Linked DNA regions of Homo sapiens: region 1 is linked to region 2. A link is an interaction called in ENCODE POLR2A ChIA-PET data of the cell type or tissue named here. Cell type or tissue: MCF 10A. All regions are shown on one strand. Each heading gives the region's core, and the rest is flanking DNA. Links, peaks and the distances in the headings are about the cores only.

Region 1 (5,390 bases), core at 275-5,274, 74 kb after region 2:
GTGACCCAAATGTCTGCCTCAGAGCTTCTGGGCTCTTCTCTGTCCTGGGCTTTCACCTGTTGGGTTGGCACTGCCTGTGGCCCCACACGTGGCTATCCCCTTTCTGACAGCTGTGCTCCAGCAGGTGGTGTGAGCCACCCTCATCACCTGCTGTCTGCACTGACACTTGATCACTTGAAGCTGTGCATTTGCTTCCATGTGCACATTTTGCCCTCCATCAGCTTGCCAGCCAGCAGTACTTTCTAAATCTGTGACATGCATGCCCAGCTTCCCAGGGCTGACCACAATCATCCCCACTTCAACACCCACAGATGGCTGTATTTCAGGGCTTCATTTGACCTGCCATTTGGCTTAAGAGAAAGTGTGTGGAGAAAAGTCCTGGACAAAGGATAGGAACAGGGCCAAATCAGAAAGCCTCTGAAGAGACTGGACAGCATTATTGTTTGAGAGAATGGACAGTCCTGATATCAGAGACTGACCCTACGGGAATCCCTAACAATTTCTTTTTCTAAATAACCTCGACTTAATGAACAGCAATTTTTCAGTTTTAAACTGTGTTTTGCTTTCTTTCATTTTGTTTTTTGACCGTCATACAGACTCTGATGACAGGTCAACTGACTATGGACCATGATGTGCATTACTGACAGAATTGAAATTGTTTGTAAAGGCATGTCCAGTAAATATGGTACTGCTGTAAGGAAAGAATAGAAAAGAAAGAGGTACAGAGAAAGAGAAAATTGTATTCCCTAAAAAACTACTATTAGCAGTAAGAGAGTGCAAAAGAAAGACAACTATACAAAAATCTATAGCTATATCATTAAACCAGCAGTGCCCAATAAGAAAATATAATGGAGCCTAGAGGAGAGGCCAATTCTTCATGCTCTCAACACATAGAATTTACTGGGTAAAGTATAACAAAATTACTTCTGAAATAATAGAGGAGCTCAAATATAAGTATGTGAAATCCACAGATACCAGAAAAAAAAGAAAAATCTCCAAGCCAATAAAAAATAGCACAAACGATATAAATAACAAGAAGAAACCCAAATAACGAGTAAAGATACGGACATCATTAGTAATCACAGAAATTCACATCAAAACAACAGTGAGAGTGTTTATAACCAACAGATTATAAAACAAACATTTTGATTTTTGACAATGTGAGCTAGAGGTGAGGATTCAGAAAAGAAAATGGAAACTCCCTTTGACTGCTCATGGAAGCAGTGCTTCCCAATTATTCATGGTGCAGAATCAGGTCCTTTTATTCTTTTTTTCTGATAAGAAATTATTATATAATTGGTCATACCCCATATCCAGCTCCAAATACAGCATATTTTTTTTCAACATCATATTTTAAAAATAACATTTTTTTTCATTTATCCCTCATATGTCTTCTAAGACACTACTCCTTAAATATTTTGATTTTCACAGTGAAAAGCTTTTGGCCTCACTTAACCCATATTGTCCAAATGAGCCCTTTCCACAATTTGTTTTAGCATTACTATTGTTATTTTAAAATAATCAGGTTTTCTTTTTCAGTCCGATGCTTTTGTAAAATATAAAATTCATGTTTGGATATCATAGAAATATCAAATTATGATAAACACTTCTAAACACTTACTCTTAATGTCTGTACTTATCACAGACCAATAAGTCATGGTTCATGGACCAGACTCTAAATTTTTATGGTCAAAGAATGAATTGAAAGTATGTTAAAATTAAGCTAAATTAAAAAAAAAGTTTACCTTATACTTCGACAACCTACTTCTAGAAATCTATCCTAAATATAAGTTGGTTTAAGACACAAGGAAACAAACTAGAAATATATATTAATAGGAGAAAAGATGATTATAGTCTAGCCATATGGTGGCATATATAGCTGCTAAAACGAATAAACAATATTTACATAAAATTGGAAAGAAGTTACAAAAATGGGCTCACATTATTCAAACATGCATATGTTTGAAAAGCATAGAACACACATCTAGAAATGCATGTATTTATGTGTACAAGTGTGCATAAACACAAACCCTAAATTGTTAGTGGTGCTTACCTTTGGTGATGGGATTGGTGGGAAATTTGCATGTGCTATTTTATAACAAGTAAGTATTTCTGTTTAGAATCTCTTTATTTTCTGTTTGGAATCTCTCAGTTTGTCAAAACCCTACTGACAAAATTGCTGCAATTTCCATTTATTCCTGAGTATGTGGTCAACAACAGACAGTAGCCTGTAAGGGAAACCCAAGTGTCTGCTCGAAGCTGGAACAGGAACCCCAGACTTCTAGGAGAGCAGATGTTTCTAAACACATGGCCACATCCAGAAAGAAGCAGTGCAGATCTTTTAGGGCCTCCCAAGAATCCAGCATAAGACACATTCTTTCAGGCCCTAATCAAGTTCCCTGCTGTGTGCCAGGAGCTGCAGAGACCAGACACAGAGTATCAGACATGTTAGAACAGGATGGGCTGTCTTCACAAGGAGCTTACCAGCTGCCTGGAGAATAATCCAGACAAAACACAAAGGAAGTCCTTTAATGAGCACCCACACTACAGGACAAAGAACCAAAATAGAAACAGGATCCCATAACATCAGAAAGAAAACAAAGATCCTTACTGCCATTGTATTAGTTAATATAATTCTAAAACAGATATAGGGACGTTGCTATTGGAAATGAGAAAACAAAAAGTATTATTAGAGATGATATAATTGCCTACTGAGAAACCCCAAGATAATTAAAAAGTGGCTATCTTTATGGGAGTTTAGTAAAATGACTGGTTAAAGATAAGTGAACAAAAGTAACCAGCTCTCCTGCTCTCCCTGAAGTAACTAACCAAGATATATGAGGTGTTGGGGAAACAACACTCCACCCTAAAATGTCTAGACATAATGTTAATTTTAAAACTGAATCTATGTGAGGAAAATTACAAACTGCAACTGAGAAAGTTACAAGAAAACATGAATATATGAATATAGAATAAGATGATTGGATGAATACAGAATAAGAAGACTGAATATTATGGAGGTAAATTTTTCCCAAATTAGCATATTGGTTTAACACACTCCAAGAGTAATTAATTGAGCTGCTCTGCTAGATATTAAAGCATAATATAAATTGTGAAAAATTACGTGAGAGGACCTTGGTTCAATACTTTTTATTTTTTTAGAGATGGGACCTCAGGACGGGTGCGGTGGGTGGCTCACGCCTGTAATCCCAGCACTTTGGGAGGCCGAGGCAAGCAGATCATTTGAGGTCAGGAGTCCGAGACCAGCCTGGCCAACATGGTGAAATCCCGTCTCTACTAAAAATATAAAAATTAGCCAGGCATGGTGGCGCACCTGTAATCCCAGCTACTCAGGAGGCTGAGACAGGAGAATCGCTTGAACCTGGGAGGTGGAAGTTGCAGTGAGCAGAGATCACGCCACTGCACTCCAGCCTGGGCAACAGAACGAGACTCAGGCTCAAAAAAAAAGAAAAAGAAAAAAGAAAAAAAGAGATGGGACCTGACTGTGTTGCTCAGTTTGGAGTATAGTGGCTATTCACAGGTCCAATCATAGTAGCACACTGCAGTCTCAAACTCCTGGGCTCAAGCAATCTTCCTGCCTCTTAATACTTCTTCTAGAAAGAGACACATTATTTCATTGTTCTACTTTTTTGTGTGTATGTATACACACACAAACACACACAGACACATTAAAAACTACGGAAATGAGATCATATACTGGCATGGAAATGGATATATATCATCAACGAAAACAAAGTGATTGTAAAAAAGAGTCCTGATATATGAGAAGATAACAGATAACAAAGGAAGACTCACAAACCAATGGGTTAAGAGATTATTCGTCAGAGTTGAAAATAATTGACTCGGGGGAAAGTGTTATATTCACATCTCACATCATGCAAAGAATAAAATGCAAATACTTTTAAGAATTAGGTATAAAACATAAAAGCAGGCTGGGTGCAGTGGCTCACGCCTGTAATCCCAGCACTTTGGGAGGCTGAGGCAGGCGGATCACCTGAGGTTGGGAGTTCGAGACCAGCCTGACCAACATGGAGAAACCCCGTCTCTACTAAAAATACAAAATTAGCCCGGTGTGGTGGCGCATGCCTGTAATCCCAGCTATTCTGGAGACTGAGACAGGAGAATCGCTTGAACCCGGGAGGTGGAGGGTGTGGTGAGCCAAGATCACGCCATTGCACTCCAGCCTGGGCAACAAGAGTGAAGCTACGTCTCAAAAAAAAAAAAAAAAATTAGGTATAAAACATAAAAGAAAAAAATAGCGGAGAAAATGTTGATAGGCATAGAAAATGTTTTAGAATAAAGTTCTCATTTACCACAGTTATATGACCTAAAAGATGCCTAAGAATAAATTTACACAAGGTATGCAAAACCTTTTATGGAGAAAAATACAAAACAGTACTGAAAGATGTGTAAGATGGCCTAAATATATGCAGAAATATAGCAGGTTCATGAAAGGAAAGACAAGATCGGGAAGATGATGCTTCTCAAACTAATCTATAAATGCAATGTAATTCAAATCAAAATCTAGAAAGGATTTTCTGTGGAAACTGATGAGCTGACCTTAACATTCATATAGATGAGAAAGAGACCATAATAGTTAAGACACATGAAACTTGCCCTACCAAATATCAAGACTTACTTTTTAAAATATAGTAATTTAGATAGCATGCTACTTGTGCAGAGTTGGACAAAACAGATCCAGGCATACACAGAGATTTGATGCGTGACAGAGAAGATCTTACAAATTAGTGGGGCAAGTATAAACTATTCAACAAACGAGTCTGGGAAATTAGTTATCCTTCTGAAAAGAAAATTAAGTCACTAGCTTATATCACACAAAGATAAATTCCAGACAAAGATTTAAATGTCAAAAGAAACCATGTAAACTTCTGGAAGAAAATAAAGGAGAAAATCTTTATAATCTTAAATCTTCCATAGACAAGCACAAGAAAACAAAACCCTTAATTAAGGAAAAAATAGACAAATATAACTACACTAAAATTACAAACTTAAATACAAGAAAAAAGCACCTTAAAATTAAAAGAAATTATAGACAGGAAGAAGATATTTGCAATGCATATAATCAACAAATGTTGGTATTTAAAATATGTAAAAAAATGTTTACAATTCAGCAAGAAAAAGACAAATACTCCAAATGGGCAAAATATATGAAAAAGCAAATTCACAGAAGAGGAAACTTGAATACCAAATGAATGGAATGTTGCTCTATTTCTCTAGTTTTTAGGAAATGCAAACTAAACAAGAATATGCCATTTCACAGCCAACAGATTTGCAAAATGAAGGAAAAGAAACTTTCATACATTGGTGGTATAAGTTGATAAATCATGCTGGAATGAAAGTTCTCACTC
Region 2 (5,390 bases), core at 319-5,318:
GCACAACATTTAGCCATACTTTAATGGTCTACAGTTTGAGACCTAATGGACTGAGATCTGCTAGACTTGGGGACTGATGTCCTACAGTTTGGGACTTCTGGTTCTTGGTTCCTTTTTCAGCACCATCTGATTTTCAGGCTCTCTAATATGTGAATTTGAGGAAAATTAACCAAAGTTTAGAGATAGAGCCATCTGGTAAACATTTTACTGAGTTCATTGATGTGTGGTGAGGGAAGGGATGAGTTAAAAGAAAGCGACCTCCCCCCCATGCCAAACCACTCATTTAGAATAGTTTGTCTTAGAGCAGCTCTTTTCAAGTGACTGCTATTGGCAAACGTCAGTTAGCAAGCACAATCTGAAATTCATATGTGATTATCTAATCTAGCTCTCTTGTTGGAGAATAATAAAGTAATTGGAAAAAAATGGCTTGATTTGATATGAGACAATCAGAGATGATTGAAGTGATTTTATCTGAGGTATATATAGATGTTTTTCACATCCAGTATCCCCTTTCCTCTCCAGTTTCAATGATTTCCCCTTCATCAGTAAATTTAGTGCTTGATTGTTGTTCCATAAAAGAAAATGAAGTATATTATTCCACCTTTCCTTGAATGAAGGCGTTACTTGGTTTCTTGAATTTCTAGCTGTCTGCTATAGTAACTTAGGTAGTAAAAATCATGTGTGGTGTGTGTATTTGTGTATGTATGATGCACACACACAAAGACAGAAAAAGGGATAGAGAGAGACACCGAAACAACTGAAAGACAGGAGCATACAATTGTGTTGGAGCAGTGAAGGTGATTTCCATTTCTTCTGTAGGAGGGCTGGCTGCTGGCTTAGGTTTAAGTGGCTTGGGCCTTGCCTTGTCAGGTTAAAGAAGTAGCATCCTCATTTTCTTGCAATATGCAAACTGAAGATACCATGGATCTTTTCATTTAAAAAAAAAATCTGTTGGCCGGGCACGGTGGCTCTTGCCTGTAATCCCAGAGCTTTGGGAGGCCGAGGCGGGCGGATCACGAGGTCAGCAGTTCCAGACCAGCCTGGTCAACATGGTGAAACCCCATCTCTACTAAAAAAAAAATACAAAAATTAGCTGGGCATGGTGGCGGGCACCTGTAATCCCAACAACTCAGGAGGCTGAGGCGGGAGAATCGCTTGAAATCAGAAGGCAGAGGTTGCAGTGAGCCGAGATCGCACCACTGCACTCCAGCCTAGGTAACAAGAGAGAAACTCCATCTCAAAAAAAAAACCAAAAAATCTATCTACAGAATTCAGTTCTTGAACTCAGAGAACTTGTGTTTCTGCTCCTGTTTTGTAACATGCATCTGCTATGTTTTGAATGTGTCCCTCAAAGTTTGTGTATTGGAAACTTAATCCTCAGTGCAAGTGTTGTGAGGTGGGGCCTAATAAGAGATGATTAGGTCATGAGGGCTCTGCCCTTGTGAATGAATTAATGTCATTATCATGGGAGTGGTTTAGTTATCTTGAGAGTTGGTTTGTTATTAAAGTGAGTTTGGCCCCCTCTTGCTCTGTGGCTCTTGTTCTCCTTTGCTCTTCCACCTTCTCCCATGGGATGATGCAGCACGAAGTCCCTTGCCAAATGCTGATGCCATGCTCTTGGACTTCCCAGCTTCCTGAACCAAACCACGAGCCAAATAAATTTCTATTCATTATAAATTACCCTGTCTATGGTATTCTGTTATAGCAACACAAAACAGACTAAGCAAATGTCTTTTAATCCCCAAGTTTTCTCATTCTTGGAGGTATCTAGCAGTGTGCCATTAAATGTTTAGTAACTGGTACTCAAGAAATAAACAACGGAAACAACAAAACAAATAAACGGACTATGTAGCCTTTGCCAATTCTCATGGTATAAACGCTCACACTGTGGATGATTTCAAGCTACTAACATAATGTGACTGCTGAGCTGTGCAGAGATGCACAATTGGCTCTCATGAGTGGGTAGGATCTGGCTCCATCACACTGGGTGTAGCCAAAAGAACACTAAACAGAATTAAGAAGACTTGGGACAGTGTCTCATCTGTAAAATGTGCATAAAATAACAGCTCAGATTACCTCATGGGGATATGTAGTCACTTTCAAGTGGAAATACTAAAGAAAAACTGTAAAGAACTTTGAAAATATTTATACAAATATAAATATAATCATTACAATCCTTGGAGAGCCCCAAATTGCTCAATACCCAAAAGTTTTTTTAAAAAAATGACTTGGACTGCATTAGTTACTGCTTTTAAAAATGTGTTTTGCATCTTCTGGTCATAAAAGATTCAAACTATGTGAAAAGAGCCAACAGCCCATTTGACTTTAAGTTCAGAACAATGAACTCATCAGAGTTATTTTTACATGTACTGTAGTTTGGCCTAGAGCCACTGGTCACAAGAAAGCATGAGTGTGTTCTGGGCAGCATTTCTGCTTAAGCAGCTTCAAGACAACACCTCCAAGACAAGGAGATTCCCTTTGCAAATCTCCTTGAGGCCTTTTCACGGTTTACAGAATTTTAACTAATTAATGTTTAACTTGGTTTTGTAAACAATATTACACAAAGAGAAACCCTCTTAATAGAGACATACTCTCTAGAAGTGTCTTTTTAGAAGAGTGCTGTCCAATGAAATATACTGTGAGCCATACATGTAATTTTTTTTTTTTTAAGACAGTCTGGCTCTGTTGCCCAGGCTGGAGTGCGGTGGCACAATCTGGGCTCACTGCAACCTCTGCCCCCTGGGTTCAAGTGCTTCTCCTGCATCAGCCTCCCAAGTAGCTGGGATTACAGGTGTGTGCCAACACATTTTTGTATTTTTGGTAGAGACAGGGTTTCACCGTGTTGGCCAGGCTGGCCTCAAACTCCTGACCTCAGGTGATCCACCCGCCTTGGCCTCCCGAAGTGCGGGGATTACAGGCGTGAGCCAGTGTGCCCGGCCATGCATGTAATTTTATTTGTTTAATAGCCACATTAAAAGATGTAAAACAAATGGGTAAAATTAATTTTAATAATATCTTTCATTTAACCCAATATATCTAGAATATTTCATTTAACCCAATATATCTGGAATATTATTTCAACATGTAATCAGCAGCAGGCATCCCTTACCTGGCCACCCCCACCCTTTCCCTCAAACTGCCTTTGAAAAATCTCTACTAAAAATACAAAAAATTAGCCGGGCGTGGTGGCAGGCGCCTGTAGTCCCAGCTACTCGGGAGGCCGAGGCAGGAGAATGGCATGAACCCAGGAGGCGGAGCTTGCAGTGAGCTGAGATCGCGCCACGGCACTCCAGCCTGGGCGACAGAGCAAGACTCTGTCTCGAAAAAAAAAAAAAGAAGAAAAAAAGAAAAATCCCTAACCTACAAGCTTTGGAAAAGAATGATTTGAGTACTAACTCTGCATCCCACGTGGCGTGCCCAGCTTTGTGTCTATTAAACTCTCTACTACACGCCATGGTCTTTCTTATTGCAGTGGGTAAGAAGAACCCCTTGGGTAGTTCTTCTTCTACCCCTTGGGTAGAATAATCTCTTGATTCCAAGAAAACCCAATGTTTAAGGAAACTCTTTTATTCTGACTACAGGAGCTTTTGTTATGGGAATTGACTATGCAGGGAAAACTCTCTCTAACTTTTCCTTTTCCATTATCCATTAATTGGGTTGTCAGGGCAATCTAGATTGAGTGTGCCTATAATTTGTAGGATGACCAACCATTCTTATTTGCCCAGGACTGAGGGTTGTCCCAGTACATGGACTTCGGTGCTAAAACTGGGAGAGTCCCAAGCAACCTGGGACGAATTCATCACCGTAAATTTAGAGAAAATGTTTTAAGCACTCCTGGGAGCGCCTATGTGGTGTGTCCTTACAGCAAATATTTGGGTAACAATCTCAAGATTGCTTAAACTCTCCATGCCTCAGTTTCCTTCCTGGCCTCAGTTCCCATATTGGTAAATAAGGATCATAAATATAACCTATCTCATAGGGTTACTGTGAAGATTTGACGTATATTTAAGGTGTCTAGAGATATGTAAGTTGCTTTAAACAGACTTGGCAGATAGTGCTCAGTTGATGTTTATTATTAGATTTTTTATTTGTTTCTCGAGGTCAGGATGCACATCTGATATCTCGGCATCACCCCTTCCCCAAAATGCTTAATACGCTGCCATAAGTAGAATAAACACTCATCAAATATGGCTGAGCCCAGCAATCCCAGTTGTCCTGGCTCTGGTCTGGATGTGGAAGCCATTCTCTGAGGCCTCCCAAATATGGTCAATGTAGTGCCTCTCTGTTCAGAATAGGCACTGACTGCTTCAGGTCCTGGTTTCTGGCCTGTCTGGTATCCTGCTGTGAAATATGACATCATCGGATGGTGTCATCTCTGGCCAGAACCTGAGTATCATCTCGAATTATTTTCCCATGATTATCTTTGCAAAGCTGTTGGGTTCTGGCTTTTCCAAACAGCACAGCCAAGAAGAAGGCTTCAACGTGGGATTTAAGCTATATGGCATCAAGATTGGTTGCCTTCCCACTGCCAGTATCCTTCCGCTTTTTTGTTTCTAGCAGAACCTGCCTCCCATGCTGGAGACAGAGAATGCCAAAGACTCACTTTCCCAGCTTCCCCTGTGTCTAGAGCAGGTGACCCATTCGTGGCCAATGGGACCAAAGAGAATACCTGCTAAGGGATTCTGGGACAAAGTTCCTCCCTCCTTTTCTGATATTTGCTACTTGGAGCTGAGGGGGGCCATTGCAAGACCATGACAGAGGATCAAGAGAACTACAAAGAAGATGGAATTGGATGGAAAATAAAGAATGAATATGTGAGTCACTGCTGCTTTGAAGTCATTTAACTGCTGAATTAACCAAGTCTGGAACCTCCTGCCTCCAGACCTCTTATTATGTGAGATTTTTCAGTAGACCCCTGTTGTTTAAGTCATTTTTAGTTGGATATTTAGTTTCTGCCCTGGAAAATATTCTAACTGACACAAATGAGTTCTTTGATGGCCCTAGGAAGAATTAGTCCTTAATTAGTCATAATCCCATGTTCTTTCTTCAAGACCCCTGCTGCCAAAAGCCAAGGGTAATCTGTCACTTCTAGAACTTCTCTGGCCGGCCCCTGCAGACAGTATAGTTTGATGGTTATGAGCACAAATCCAGGAGTCAGATCTTGGCAAGTGTGAGCTTTGGCAAGTTACTTAAACTCTCAGTATCTTAATTTTCTTCATCTGTGATCTGGGAATGATGATAATAATGCATCTAACTTGTAGAGTTTTGTGTTAAATGAAGAAACACACAAAAAGTACTTGCCTGGCTCATAATATGCACCATAGGTGAGAGCTGTTTCGCTTATTTACTATTCATTTTATGTAACCTTGTGCTGTTATTGATTTACACAC

Evidence for each region. ChIA-PET counts read pairs that join two places held together with the same protein. Peaks named below come from ENCODE experiments on the same cell type or tissue, not always from the same donor. Only the 100,000 strongest peaks of a DNase experiment are listed, where the experiment ranks them.
Region 1: POLR2A ChIA-PET joins it to region 2 with 5 read pairs; 1 of 35 experiments calls an interaction of 5 or more read pairs at or near these places.

The regions. Positions count from the first base shown.
Region 1 is chrX:13,355,148-13,360,537 of GRCh38, reverse strand. No RefSeq gene overlaps it. Among named protein-coding and RNA genes, the nearest start is that of LINC01203, 23 kb to the right of the region's middle. In MCF 10A, for the core only: no CTCF peak of the experiment used is centred there; a DNase peak (open chromatin) is centred at 2,427.
Region 2 is chrX:13,429,565-13,434,954 of GRCh38, reverse strand. No RefSeq gene overlaps it. Among named protein-coding and RNA genes, the nearest start is that of LINC01203, 97 kb to the right of the region's middle. In MCF 10A, for the core only: no CTCF peak of the experiment used is centred there; a DNase peak (open chromatin) is centred at 2,384.